Linked DNA regions of Homo sapiens: regions 2, 3 and 4 are each linked to region 1. Evidence: chromatin contacts called from ENCODE Hi-C or POLR2A ChIA-PET data. All regions are on one chromosome and are shown on one strand. Each heading gives the region's core, a stretch centred on a gene start or an enhancer-like site at or near the end of the contact. The rest is flanking DNA. Distances are from core to core; before and after follow the strand shown.

Region 1 (3,412 bases), core at 815-3,314:
AAATTTTTATGCAGTTTAAACCGCCTCAAATTTCAAAAAATAGTTCTTTGAAAAAAAATAAGCATTTACATAATCACCAGGGATTCTGATTTTATTCTATATAGAACCTAAATGTTCGGATAATCTTTATTCTAGTTGCGTAGAATATGTTATGGAAACAGGATGTGGAAATAGAATTGGATATACAAGACTGCTAAAGATTATACGAAACGAGGACGCTGCCTTTCTTTTAAAGTGATAATTTACTGTGTCTTGTTTTCTGTTGTGAGAATCGGCTAGCCTGAAAACTGATTAAGTAAAACTGTACTTGAAAATTAAGTAAAACTTAACTACACCTAGCACTAAACACTGCAAAGAACATTGTGATTTACATGGTTTTCTCTCCCTGGACCAGTAGAGGGAGACTAAGACATCTGGCCTGGTCTTGTAGTGTTTCTGTAAAATTGGGGAGGGGGGGAGCGGAGGCTGTATTTAAATGTCCTGCTGTCAATCAAAAGACACTTCCTACAATCACAGTCACCATATCTGCTATTACTCGTGAGCGTGCTCTCGCCAAGAGACAACACCAAACGGGGCCCGGGAAACCGGCTTCAACTAAAGGTGACCGCAGGCTTTGCCACAACACCCAAATAAGGACTTTGGGAGCCCAACCCCAACTAGTTTCTTTGTTTAAATGCCTGTGAATCCCTCCCACGCCGGAGTCAAGAGGCTGTGGCGCCGCCCTTTATTAGCCTCACACTTTGATTACAAAACACACGAGTCGGCGGCCTGGCTGCGGAGGCGGCCCGAGCTCTCAAACGTCAAACCCGGAGCGCGGCGGCGGCTGAATCAGAGGGCAGCGTCCGCCGCCGCCGCCAGCCGGCCCCGCAGCGTCCGCCCGGCCGACTCAAGTTCGCCGGCACCGGCGCCCGGGCACAGCCGCAGGCGGTCCCGGTGTCGCCAGCTTCGAGCGATGGCAACTGCACTCTTTGTAAAGTTTAAGCCGCGGCGCGAGGGCAACGCAGGGGGTCCGGAGAAGCGTTCCCTTCGGGCCGCCGCAACCCACTCCATCTGCCCCAGTCCCGGCGACCCGGGTGTGTGCGGGGGCCCAGGACCGCGACCCGGGTCAACCTGCCGCCCGCCGGGGGCCCGGCCCCAACTTCCCCGGCACCTTTCAAGTCCCCGAGAGCGAGTGCCTCATCTGTTGCTCTGTTTACTCCGCGGAGCCCCGCCGAGCTGGCTGGCGCGGTCGCCTCTCCGGCCCGCCGCTGCCCCCGTCCCACTGGCCCAGGAAGTTTGATAAAGACGGGGAAGGGGGCGCGACAGGGACCCGCGGCGCGGAGGAGACGCGGGGCCGGGGCGACCCCATCGCCGCCCGGAAGGAAGGCAGGCGCGTCGGCCGGCCGGGCAGAGCGGCGGGGCGGCCGGCGACTCCGGCCGGAGCCCCGGGCGCGGCGGGGCGGGGCGGGGCGGCGGCGGCCCGGGCTGGCGAGGGGCTGCGGACCCGGCCGGCGCTCCGCCCGACGCCCCCGCCGCGCCCGCCCGGCCGCGTCCCCTCGCCCCAGGCTCCCCCTGCCAACTTATCCGCCGGCCCTCTTTGTTCGTGTTTGTTGTGGCGACTCTTCGCCCGGGCCAGGCGAGCCCACCGGCTCCCCTCTGGAGCCCGCCCGGCGAACCCGGGGCACCGCGCGCCCCACTGCCCGGCCGGGGGGCTAGGCACCGGGGCCCCCTGAAAGCTGGGCGCGGCGCGGCGGCCCGGCCCGAGGGAGGCGCGGGCGGCCGGCGGCGGCGGCGGTTGGTCGGTGGCCGGCGGTGGCGGCTGCGGGGCTGGAGGGGGTTTATTTACCTGCCGTGGAACCAGTCCTTGCAGATATCGCACTCGATCATGAAGCGGTTCACGTCGTACGGCTGCCGGCACACACAGTACACGGGCGGGGGCGGCGGAGGCGCCGAGGCCCGGCCGGGAGCCGCCACCGACACGGCTGCCGCGGCGGCTCCAGCTGCTGCTCCCGCGGCCACCGCCGCCGCCGCTCCGGCCATCTTTAAAAAACACACACACGCTCGCTCGCTACTCCGCTCGCCGACTGGAGCGAGCGCAGCCGCCAGCCAGCGCCGCCTCCTGCAGCAGCCGCGGCGGCGGCGGCGCCTCAGTGCGCGCGCGCGAGGCCGCGGCGGCTGGCGGAGGGGGAGGAGGCGCGCGCGACGCGCGAGGCCCAGACTCGGCTGCTTCCGGCGCTCGGCGCGGGGCCGTGCGTCTCGCGCACGTCTCTGGCGCCGGCGCGCGCTCCCCGCTCCTCTCCGCGACGGCCGGGCGGAGGGAGCTGTTGAAGGGCACGCAGGCGGCTGCGGGGGCGGAGGGAGCTGAGGCCCCGTGAGGACACGCGCGGTGGTGGCGGTGGCGGCGGGCGCGCGGCCGCAGCCGGAGGAGGACGGCGGGAGCGTGCGAGGAGCTGGCTCGGTTATTTCGGAGCGAGAGCCGAGGCCGGGGGAAGTTCCTGCGGAGTGCTCAAGGGCAGAAGAGGTGCCGCGTCCCGAAGAGGGGAAGCGGAGAAGTTTGCTGCTGCCCGGGTCGCCTCGCGACGCTGAGAGAATCGCCCAGCCCTCCGCAGCCGCCCAGCGAGAACCGGAGCTGCGGCCCCGCACCGGCGTGAGTCCAGCTGAGCTGACACGCCGAGCCGGTTGTGCCTTTCCGAGGGAGGAATGTGCCGTGGAATCCAAACTTTGGAAAACGTCCCACCCGAATTCCCAGCGAGCAGCAAGGAGACCAGAGCGTCGATGGAGCCACCGTTAGTTGCGGGAGGGCTGTCCCCAAGAGGAATTCATCACTGTCGTCCGCTGGGAGGGACCAACCTTGAAATGGGGTTGGTGGAGAGAGGGATAGAGAAGAGCCGGCGTGCTTATAAATAACAAAACTTAGCTATGAACCCTTCCGATTCCCAAGTGGGGAAGATGGGGTAAAATTCTAAGTGACTTCTCGCTCCGAAGAGGGATACCACAAAAAGCGGAGCGCAGGGTACTTGGCGTATAATAAGCCATCAATAATTTATGGGTGAAATTGAGAGCCAAATATAAGATGATAAACTGAAGAATAAAAACAGCTGACAAATACTGTATAGAAAAGATTGCGTTGGAATCATAACTGTGGATTGGAAGTGATGTTAAGGATTATTGGATTGAGTATTTGTAGCTGAATTTCTGCTGGCATTTCTATCAGTGGGGAAAGCCCTCACAGCTCCATAGGTAATTTTTGTTAGGGGAGGAAGAAGTGTTGTTCTGTCACCCACCCCCAGGCAAAGAGTCGCTGATCTAATTCTCCATTTCTTTCTTTCTTTCCTTTCTTTCCTTCCTTCCTTCCTTCCTTCCTTCCTTCCTTCCTTCCTTCCTTCCCTCCCTCCCTTTCCTTTCCTTTCCTTTCCTTTCTTTCCTTTCTTTC
Region 2 (3,100 bases), core at 188-2,687, 950 kb before region 1:
TCAAAAAGTTGGAAAACTCAGTGGGTGAGAAGTTAGAAGATAATGTTGGATAAGTAACACACCTGTAGAAGGATTTGGCCCACAGACCACCAGTTTGCAGTCTCTGAGCTAAATTGTGGAGGATATTGAATATGAGTATACATACATAGAACTCAGTTTGTAGGTAAGTTGCAGCCAGAACAGAGAACGATATAATAAAAACTCTTTTAGAGACATTAATATGACCCCGTCTCAAGACTGGTGGGAACAGAGACTGAAGGCAGAAAGGTCATTTAAGTATCACTAAGGCAATCTAAAAATGAGACCCGAATTCAGAATCAGAAAAGGAGCAATAGGGAAGGAGATAATGTAGGTAAAACATGGCGCCGAGTAGAAAAGATAGGGTTTTAGAGCTGGGAGAGACCTTTGGAATCATAGATTTCATCACCATCTTCGTCCAAGTAGGGAAAGTAATAACAGGAGAGGAAAAAACGGAACCCTCTCAGAATTTGTCAATGACGTCACACTGACTTAATAAAAGAGCTTTCAATAGTTAATGCAATTAACAGAAGGCTTGGATTCCCTTCAGGATGTGAAGGGCGAGCCCTCAAATTTACTTTTTATTCAATGGATTAAAATGGCCAGTAATTCTTATCCTTTTAAACCCGACTTCCAATTAATTAATTACAAGTGAGCCTATGGGGCGTGCCCAATCAATTCCTTCCCCATCCTGAAATGGGTCCTTTAGCATTCTCATAAACAGTACGTTTCCTGAAATACCACTAAACCCTCTTAAGAAGTTTTCTATGATTTCAGCAGTTTAGGCCTTCTGAATGAGCCCAGAACTCCTCATCTGCTTGTTAATTTTCCAACTGCAAAGCGTTATTGAACATTTAATGACCCTGCCCCACGCAACGCCCACTGCGGCCGGGCGAGGGAAACCGGAGTAGGTCGAGGAAGGGGAGGCCTGCGCTTTCGGGAGGGAAGCCGCTGGGGCTAGTCTGGCTGAAGCTGGGCACTTCCTTTTTTCCCTCGATACTTAAGGCTACGGGGACACAGGGCGGGCAGGCACAACGGCTGGCGCGTCTCTCTACCCTTGCCCAGAGTCCGCCTTGAATAATCAGCTAACAACCCCAATTCCCTTGAACCCAGCACGGGAGACCCGGCGCCAATGGCTAGGTCGGTCTCAGTCCCATCCCGATGCTAGCCCCGGGAAGCTCCTGGAGCGCCTCTGGTTTCCGGGTGCGAATAGTAAACTGCTCGGGAAACCCCAGAACCCTCCCTTTGAGGAAGGGTGCAGACGGCGTCTCCGTTTCCACGGAAACAGGCCGAGCCATGTCGTCACTTCCGCCGACCTGTCTGGACTCCAGACTGTTGGGAGGAAAAGAGGAAAACTGAGCAACAGCCACGACAGTGGACGCGAGCGTCTCCTCTGTGCGCATGCGCCCGCTCAGCGGCCTGCTTCTATTTATGTGGGGGATCCAACATGGCGGCCGCGGCGACCCTGGCGATGGCGGTGAAGCCCATCAGAACGTAGTAGCGGGGAAGGGGACACGGTCCGCACTCACCGTGGCGCCGGCGGAGACGGCTGAGGGTGGTGGAGGGAAGAAAAGCGACAGAGAGCAAGAGGAAGGGCGGGCAGGCACGCAGCGCGCCGTAGAAGCGAGCGCCGGCTCGAGCAAAAGCGGAGGGCCAGAACAGTGGGGATGGCGGAGCCGCGCAGAGTAGCGTTCATTAGCTTGTCACCGGTGCGGCGGCGCGAGGCCGAGTACCCGGGGCCCGAGCGTGAGCCCGAGTACCCCCGCGAGCCCCCCCGGCTGGAGCCGCAGCCGTACCGCGAGCCGGCCCGGGCGGAGCCGCCGGCCCCGCGGGAGCCTGCCCCCCGCTCGGACGCGCAGCCCCCGTCGCGGGAGAAGCCGCTCCCCCAGCGCGAGGTCAGCCGCGCCGAGCCGCCCATGTCGCTGCAGCGGGAGCCCCCGCGGCCCGAGCCGCCGCCGCCGTTCCCGCCGCTGCCCTTGCAGCCGCCCCCGCCGCGGGAGTCGGCTTCCCGGGCTGAGCAGCCGCCGCGGCCGCCGAGGGAGACGGTGCGCCTGGAGCTGGTGCTTAAGGACCCCACCGACGAGAGCTGCGTGGAGTTCAGTTACCCGGAGCTGCTGCTGTGCGGAGAACAACGGGTACAGAAGATTCTTCCCTCCTGCCCCAGACCCCGGGAGCCTCAGGACCCGCCGCCTTCCCCAGCTGGTTTGCACCTTGGGACGCCCACCGAGCGCGTCCGGGTCGCCCCGAGGGTGGGGTGCGGGGGGCCGGGGCCGAGCGGGTGGACGGGGCGGTGAGCGCTGCTTTCTCCACTCCCCAGGGTGGCCGAGGCTCTCACCCGGCTGCGCCGAATCCCCAAACCCCCGGCACTCGCTCCCAACGCCGCGCCGAGCTCGTTTTCTTGTGCACCTTTCGGAACCTCAGATTTTCCTTCTTTCCTTTCTGCTCCCCACACAAAATCCTGGGGCCCTGCAGGCCGTGTGGCTGGGTTCTCCCTGTGGCGCTACAGCTGTCGTTCCAGTAGAAAGGAAGAGAAAACCTTGGGGGACACGCCCCCCAGTCTGAAGCAGAGATTGTGTAACCCCTCTCGTATCATCCTCATCCTCATCACTGTTTGTTTTGCTGGGCGCCGTGGCTGCTGAGGTGTGCTTGCGTGCCTGTGATATTTTTCTTAATCGAAGGGAATTTAAGAATAATTAAAGGTTTTCAGAGACTAAGGATCCCACTTTAGGAATGGAGAAGTGGGTTAGTTAATCTGGTTACTAATTTTTCTCTCGTGTTGGTATTGGAAAACCTTTTTAGCTTTCCTTTTTTGTGGAGTTCGTTCATATTGTAATTGAATGGGAAGGTGTCTCCTGTTTTATTTGACACCTACCCGTCATATTATTTAAGTGTACTATCATTAGTTTATAGAAGGATATTGTATTCAGCCTTTGTAATTTTCGGAGGATGATGAAAAAAATGTCAGCTTTGAATTTTTTAAAATAATTGAAAATATATAGGTATGCTTTTGATGTAAGAGGTGAACAATGGAGAAAGGATAGGGGTTATGTTCGTAATTGTAATTTTTATTGTTGTGGGTTGG
Region 3 (3,615 bases), core at 968-3,467, 600 kb before region 1:
CGTTTCTGGAATCTTCCTGTTGCTCTCTTCTCCTTTCCAGTTTGGCGTAGAATGGGTTCTTGAGCTGGGTTTTTTGTTATTGACTTTTTTTTTTTCCTTTTTCTTTTTTAAAATAAAAACCATAGATTTCCCACCCTCTTTAATCCCTTCCTTTTAAAAATGTTCTCTTCTCTGCTCTACGTCCTCCCACTTCCCGGTTCAAGTTTCACTGGTGTCCCGACCCGTCCCCCTGCCCTCTGCCCCCCCCCCCCCCCCCGCCCCTGCCCCGTTTGCATTGTTTGTGTGCGGCATCTTCAGTATAAAAGGCCAGCGCCCACGGTCCCAGGAGCGCCTCCCTCCTTCTCTCCCTCCTCCCTCGGGCCATTCTCTCCCTCCCTCCCTCCCTCCCTCCCCTCCAGTGTTTATATGTAAGGGTACTGGTTGACCTTGGCGGGGCTCAGTGGGTATCCAGTGTAGACGGTGGAGGCTGGCGAGGCGCTGATGTAGGTCTGGTGGGCAAATTGGGCTGGATACTGACTCGGGTGGATGGTGGGCGAGGGCAGGACCCGGGGGCCCATGCTCACGGGGACCTGGTGGACGATGCTGGCTGGGTAGGCAGTGTGCTGCACGGTGTGGCGCGCAGAGCCTTGCGAGGCCACCAGGTGGGCCACGGTGCCGGTGGAGCCCAGGGCCGCCGGCGCAGTGTAGGTGTAGAGGTGGGGCTGGGTGGGGAGGTGGGCAGCGGCAGCGGCTGCAGCCAGATGCGGGTGCACAGTGCCGTGGCTGGGGCTGTTGTGCGGGAAGGAGTACGGAGCCTGGGCCATGGTGGGAGTGATGTAGGCCTGCTGCCTTCGGTGGCTCCCAGTGCGGTCCGTGGTGATGTGCTGCTGAGCCTGGGGAGGAGAGGCACCAAGAGAGACGTCAGGGGCCGACACATGGGGAGGAAGGAATGGGAGGAGGGGCAGGAGGGCAGGGAGGAGGAAGAGAAGGGAAAGACTCCAGAAGTAATAGAAGGGGCTTCCCTCTGTGTGTTGAGAAAGTAAAAATTTACTTGGGACCTGGCGCAGTGGCTCACGCCTGTAATCTCAGCACTTTGGGAGGCAGAGGTGGGCGGATCACCTGAGGTCTAGAGTTCGAGACCAGCCTGGCCAATATGGTGAAACCCCGTCTCTACTAAAATACAAAAAAATTAGCCGGGCATGGTGGCACGTGCCTTGTCTGTAGTCCCAGCTATTCGGTGGGCTGAGGCACAAGAATCACTTGAACCTGGGAGGTAGAGGTTGCAGTGAGCTGAGATCACGCGAGTGCACTCCAGCCTGGGTGACAGAGTGAAACTCTGTCTCAAAAAAAAAAAAAAAATTTACTTGGACTGAGAAAATCCCGACTTGGCCTGCCACTCACTGGGCTGGGATGATACACGGATAAAGCCAGCTGCAAAGTTATAGGAGAACATATTTCTCCCAAGGACGTACAGAAGCTGTGAAGTATCAGGATGCCCCAGGCTGGAGTGCAGTGGCATGAACCTAGCTCACTGTAGCCTTGAACTCCTGGCCTAGAATGATCCCCCCGCCTTGGGCTCCCGAGAAGCTGGGACTACAGGCGTGAGCCACCGCACCCGGCCAGGACACTCTCTTTGAGCAGCAGTTGCTTTCTTACTCACTGTAAAATCTTGTTCTCAAAATTATTGGCTCTCACAACATCTCTACAAAAAATTTTGAAAATTAGCTGGGTGTGGTGGCTCATGCCTGTAGTCTCAGCTACTCGGGAGGCTAAGGTGGAGGATTACTTGAGTCCAGGAGGCAGAGGCTGCAGTGAGAGCCATGACAGTGCCACTGCACTTGAGCCTGGGTGACAGAACAAGACCCTGTCTTAAAAAAAAAAAGTTGGCTCTCAGAAGCGTTGCTGTTTGAAGTTCTGTCAGTCCAAATAAAATAGCCCTCTTCTACCTGGTGAACCTAAGTCACGTGACAGAGACACGGGCTCCACTGATGACCTGGGGCAGCACTTCAGATGAGGGGCTCTGAACACAAACACCCCATTTATCTCACTTTGTTTCTAGAGAAACAGGGCCCTGAGTCCACCACGTGAGTCAGGCCTGATGCCGAGCCCTTGACACAGACAGCCCTGCACCCACAGAAACTCAGGTCACTCACATTTCACCTCAACCCACCCCCCTTCCTCCAGGTCCTGGGACAAATCTTACCCTTGACTTGGGGGCTGTGGTGTGCGGGCCCTCCCTGCAATGAGTCGGATGCAGGTCTGTCCCTGATGTCCCAGGCCGACAGGGCCGGGACACAGTGCTCTACCCTTTGCTGGGTTGAAACAGCAGTATGTGGGCCATCCTATTTTTAAGCTCTGGCACCATGTCACTAAGGGCTTTGTAACATTAGACAAGTCGCTTTGCTTTGGGCCAGCACTCTGTGCACTGGTGATATCAACTTCCCCAAGGGTGACCTGTGGTAGAAAAAGCCACCAGAGGTCACCAAGGGCATGTGCTGCCACCCGTGGCCAGGACTGCAGCCCTGTGAGGTGGGTGAGGGGCCGCCACAGCAATCCTCTCTGAAGCGGAAGGATGAGGGGATGGGGGCCCTGCCTGGCCTGGGGCGCCAGCTGTGGGGCTTACCTGGCTGAGATTGAGTGGCTGCTGCTGCTGGAAGTGGGGGCCCGGCCGCTGCTGCCGGTAGGTGATGGCTCCAGATGAGCTCCCTGAAGAGTGACCGCTGGTGGAGGTCACGTTGCTGGAGGACTTGGACTTGTAGGAGGACGAGTGGTGACTGGTGTTGACTGTGGCGGGAGGAGAAAGAGGTCAGATCAGTGGCAGGGTCCCAGCTGCCCAGAAGATGCTACCCCACCAGAGAACAGTGGTCTTCCAGGAAGAAACATGTGCCTGAGGCCGGGCAGTAACAAATCAGCCTCATCTCCCCCGGACCCACTAGGACTTTGCCTTGACTCTGGATGCAGTGGGGCTCTGGCTCACTCCCTCGGCTGGGAGGGTGGTCGGGGCTGCATGAGGGAATGAAGCAAGGGAAAGCGGAAAAGAATCAGGAGAGGCAAGGTGGGCTGGTGGCCTAAGGCCAGGCCCAGTGCCGTTCCTCTGGGAGGTGTTACTTTCAGCATCTGGAAAATGGGTAGGAGAGATCTGCTATAATTTGAATGTGTTCCCCAAAGTTCTTGTGTTAGAAACTTAGTCCCCAGTGCAAGTGTTTAGGGTGGGGCCAGTAAGGGATGTTAGGTCCTGAGGGCAGAGCCCTCATGAGTGTATGAGTTCATCAGTGCATTAATATTATCTCGGGAGTGGGTTAGCTATTGAGAGATTGGCTTTTTTGATGAAAACAAGTCTGGCCCCCTCACCCTCATGCTCTTTTGTCCTTCTGCCTCCTGTGCTAGGAAGATGCAGCACAAAGGTCCTTGCCAGATGCTGGCATCCTGTTCTTGGACTTCCAGTCTTCAGAATCGTGAGCCAAATAAACTTCTATTGATTATAAATTACCCAGTCTCAGGTACTCTGTTACAGCAACACAAAATAGACTAAGACAGGATCCCTGCTTGGTCCCCACCATGGGTGACTATGAGTATCAGAGGAGACAGTGTCTGTGGTGGGACCTAATAAACTACTAGAAGCTAAAATAACCCTCA
Region 4 (3,503 bases), core at 261-2,760, 740 kb before region 1:
GGCCCCGGGATCACTCCTACCACTACCTTGGCTTACTCAGATTGAATCCTGCACCTGGGAGGAGTCTGAGTACCTGTGGTGTGTGGTTTTTTTTTTGTTTGTTTGTTTGTTTGTTTTTTTGGAGATGTAATTTCTTGTTGCACAGGCTGGAGTACAATGGCACAATCTTGGCTCACCACAACCTCCACTTCCCGAGTTCAAGCGATTCTCCTGCCTCAGTCTCCCGAGTAGCTGGCATTACAGGCATGTGCCACCACACCCGGCTAATTTTGTATTTTTTAGTAGAGACGGGGTTTCTCCATGTTGGTCAGGCTGGTCTCGAACTCCCAACCTCAGGTGATCAGCCTGCCTTGGCCTCCCAAAGTGCTGGGATTACAGGCGTGAACCACTGCGCCCGGCCTTTTTTTTTTTTTTTTTTTGAGATGGAGTCTTGCTCTGTCACCCAGGCTGGAGTGCAGTGGCACATTCTCGCCTCACTGCCGAGAATGCAACCTCCACCTCCGGGGTTCAAGTTATTCTTCTGCCTCAGCCTCCTGAATAGCCGGGATTACAGGTGCCTGCAACTACACCAGGCTAATTTTTGTATTTTTAGTAGAGACAGGGTTTCAACCATGTTGGCCAGGCTGGTCTCGAACTCCTGACCTCAAGTGATCCCCCGCCTCGGCCTCCCAAAGTGCTGGGAGCACTTCAGTGTGAGCCACCGCGCCCAGCATCACGCCCAGCATCACGTGCGTTTTTTAACCTCACAGGCGATTCCAGCCAGCACCTGTCCCTGGGGAGCCCTGAGCCTGTGGTACTTGGCCCTGAGGCTGGGAGGAGCTGAAAGGCTCCTGATGTCCCAGACACAGGATGTTTGCTGTGAGGAGCTTGGAAGTTAAAATAGAGTATGTTCTCAGACTGCCAGGTTAATTTGCAGTTGGAATAAGAAGCAAGCCGTGAGAATCACTAAAGTGTTTCTAAGATTTTTATTGCTTGTCAAGTACATCCTTTAGGGCTCCGCGTCTAAATATTTAAGATTCCAGCTTTGCTCTTATCAGAGCTCAAATGTGGCCACAGTTCTCCCACCCTTTGCCTGGTCATAATTCAGAACCAACTTATCACCATGGTTTGTTCTCATTCTCCTTCTCTTACTCCCAACCAGTGACACCCGGGCTTCTGCTTACAGCTGGAGGCACTGGCCACCTACCTTCCTTCCTTGGCTGGGAGCATCAACAGCCAAGCCCCTTTACACGGCAGTCATCTTGATGAGTTGCTGGGGCCAAAGCCTGCCCTCCCTCCCTCTGTAAGCAGTATGGATTCCTTGTGGCCTTCTGAGCCTTCTCCTTGCTACTCAAGAGTTTCCAAATCAAAAGACTTGCAGCCTGTTCCTGTTTTTTAAAAGTATTTATAAAAGCTGAATGTCAATTTTCTACTTAGAGTTATAAATAGAAGCAGATGCTCTGGTTTGTTGATCAGCACGCTGTGTTCTTACAGGGGAAGTCAAAGAATCCGAAGTGTGCTTGGAGCATAGAACTAGCGCAAGAGGGCGCTAGTGAGGCGGTGCGGCGCGGGCGGCCAGGAGCTAGGGTTTGAAAACAGACTTCGGTTTGAGCCCTGAATCTGCCACTTAGAAGCTGTGTGCCCTTGGGAAGCGATAATAATACATTTACCAAAGTCAGACTAGATAACCCCAGCACTGAGGAGTTATCCACATCATCTCTTCGTCCTTCACAACAATAAATCTATAAGCTAGAAGTTACCATCTCCAGACTTACAGATGAGATTGCTGAGGCTTAAAAAAGTCAAAAAGGTACTCAAGGTATCATGATAGGGCCTGGGGGAGTTGAATGTAGTTTAGATTAACCCCAGGACCTACTACTTTATTTTTATTGCGTTTATTCAAAGGCAAAACCTGTAAGAGATGCCTAAAAATGATAATGGCTACCTTTCTTAAAAAAACTTTATTGAGATTTAATTTTCCCACAATAAAATTCACCAATTTCGGCTGGGCGCAGTGGCTCACGCCTGTAATCCCAGCACTTTGGGAGGCCGAGGGGAGTGGATCACTTGAGGTCAGGAGTTCGAGACCAGCCTGGCCAACATGGTGAAGCCCCATCTCTACCAAAAACACAAAAAATTAGCCGGCATGGTGGCAGGCACCTGTAATCCCAGCTATTCGGGAGGGTGAGGCAGGAGAATCGCTTGAACCCTGAAGGTAGAGGTTGCAGTGAGCCAAGATTGTGCCACTGCACTCCAGCCTGGGTGACAGAGCGAGACTCCGTCTCAAAAAAAAATCACCAATTTTAAGCATACAGTAAGTTGACAAATGTATCCCACCACTGCAATCATGATATAGAATAGTTCCATCTCCCCACAAATTCTCTCCTGGCCTCTCCCAATCCTCTCCTCAAACCTCTGGCCCCGGCAACCACTGATCTCTCTAGCATGAGCTTTATCTTCTCTAGAACTTTATATAAATGGAGTTATTGGCATACAGACTTTCATGCCGACTTCCTTCCCTTAACACGATGCTGCTGAGACTCACCCGTGCTGTGTGCATCAGCACATCCCACCTTTTCACATTGAGTAGAATCCATTGTAAGGGTGCCCCGCCGCTTACCCACTTAAAGTCATGTGTTTATTTGCTTTTTGTGTATCTTTTTGGTGAAGTGTCTATTCAGATCTTATATAGGGCCTGTAATTTTTTTTTTTTTTGAGATAGGGTCTTGCTCTGTCACCCAGGCTGGAGTGCAATGGCACAATCTTGGCTCATTGCAACCTCCACCTCCCATGTTCAAGTGATTCTCCTGTCTCAGCCTCCCAAGTAGCTGGGATTACAGGTATGCACCACCATACCCGGCTAATTTGTGTATTTTTTAGTAGAGACAGGGTTTCACCATGTTGGCCAGGCTGGTCTCGAACTCCTGACCTCGAGTGATCTGCCCACCTCAGGCTCCCAAAGTGGTGGGATTACAAGCATGAGCCATTGTGCCTGGCCGGGTCTGTACTCTTAACCCGCACACTCTACCTGCGCATTTTTTTCCTCGAGTCTCATCTATTAAATGGAAATAAAAACGCAAGCATGGAAGAAGACTGCTGCTGTTCCGTCTGCCCTTCCCCCACTGTCTAGGGAACCCCCCCCTTCACACCTCTGCAGTCACACGAATGTTTTAGTCAATGTGGACGTTTCCACACTGGTAACAGTGACAGCTTAGTGGTCCAGAGGCGGGTGCCTGAGCCTGTTTAAAACAATCCCAGTCCTTCCTTGGGACTAGTTTCTAGCTTGGACTGGCTGTTCTCTTGAACTGAGGATGTCACGGAAGTTGACAGCTGTTAGTGGCCATGTGCCGCCATGATAAAGCTGGCCACCGCAGAAGCAAGTGACCCAGGCACAGGAAGAGGGGTCGAGGCAGGACATGAGGAGCCCGGCTCCAGCCAGTCCCAAGCCCAGTTGTATCCCTACTCTTGGCCTCTCTAAGGCCCTCCTGAGTCTTCTAATCATTTCTCTTTCTTGCGTAGGCAGC

Evidence for each region. Hi-C counts contacts between places; a loop is a spot of excess contacts on that map. ChIA-PET counts read pairs that join two places held with the same protein, here RNA polymerase II (POLR2A). Pooled maps may share reads with other maps.
Region 2: a map of naive thymus-derived CD4-positive, alpha-beta T cell shows a loop between it and region 1 (14-fold over the local background). The contact joins the promoter of UBN2 here to the promoter of KDM7A in region 1. A Hi-C loop is called at or near these places in 1 of 168 maps with a recorded cell type or tissue (naive thymus-derived CD4-positive, alpha-beta T cell) and 9 of 50 pooled maps. POLR2A ChIA-PET finds 5 or more read pairs at or near these places in 1 of 52 experiments (MCF 10A).
Region 3: a loop to region 1 is called in a map of gastrocnemius medialis, with 2.5 times the contacts of the local background. The contact joins the enhancer-like site here to the promoter of KDM7A in region 1. A Hi-C loop is called at or near these places in 1 of 168 maps with a recorded cell type or tissue (gastrocnemius medialis). POLR2A ChIA-PET finds 5 or more read pairs at or near these places in 1 of 52 experiments (AG04450).
Region 4: a loop to region 1 is called in a pooled map, with 2.8 times the contacts of the local background. The contact joins the enhancer-like site here to the promoter of KDM7A in region 1. A Hi-C loop is called at or near these places in 1 of 50 pooled maps. POLR2A ChIA-PET finds 5 or more read pairs at or near these places in 2 of 52 experiments (BJ and activated T-cell).

The regions. Positions count from the first base shown.
Region 1 is chr7:140,174,919-140,178,330 of GRCh38, forward strand. KDM7A (lysine demethylase 7A) reads right to left here and starts at 2,065. Exons shown (of 20, transcript NM_030647.2): 1 at 1,826-2,065. The coding sequence starts at 2,019. It overlaps KDM7A-DT (KDM7A divergent transcript), which reads left to right and starts at 2,343. Exons shown (of 1, transcript NR_024451.1): 1 at 2,343-3,412. RefSeq lists silencers at 794-1,073, 1,084-1,263, 1,904-2,003, 2,044-2,473 and an enhancer at 1,698-2,621.
Region 2 is chr7:139,229,800-139,232,899 of GRCh38, forward strand. UBN2 (ubinuclein 2) reads left to right here and starts at 1,438. Exons shown (of 18, transcript NM_173569.4): 1 at 1,438-2,153. The coding sequence starts at 1,686. RefSeq lists enhancers at 1,219-1,378, 1,459-1,598 and silencers at 1,769-2,018, 2,229-2,448, 2,395-2,654.
Region 3 is chr7:139,572,526-139,576,140 of GRCh38, forward strand. It overlaps HIPK2 (homeodomain interacting protein kinase 2), which reads right to left. Exons shown (of 15, transcript NM_022740.5): 14 at 2,603-2,763; 15 at 1-872. The coding sequence ends at 402. Among named protein-coding and RNA genes, the nearest start is that of CLEC2L, 51 kb to the left of the region's middle. Within about 2 kb of position 2,218, at least 5 of the 41 ENCODE cell types and tissues checked have a DNase peak (open chromatin) inside an H3K27ac peak, as active enhancers do; they include gastrocnemius medialis, where a contact is called at or near this core.
Region 4 is chr7:139,433,226-139,436,728 of GRCh38, forward strand. It overlaps a transcript of KLRG2 not described here. Among named protein-coding and RNA genes, the nearest start is that of KLRG2, 49 kb to the right of the region's middle. Within about 2 kb of position 1,511, at least 11 of the 41 ENCODE cell types and tissues checked have a DNase peak (open chromatin) inside an H3K27ac peak, as active enhancers do.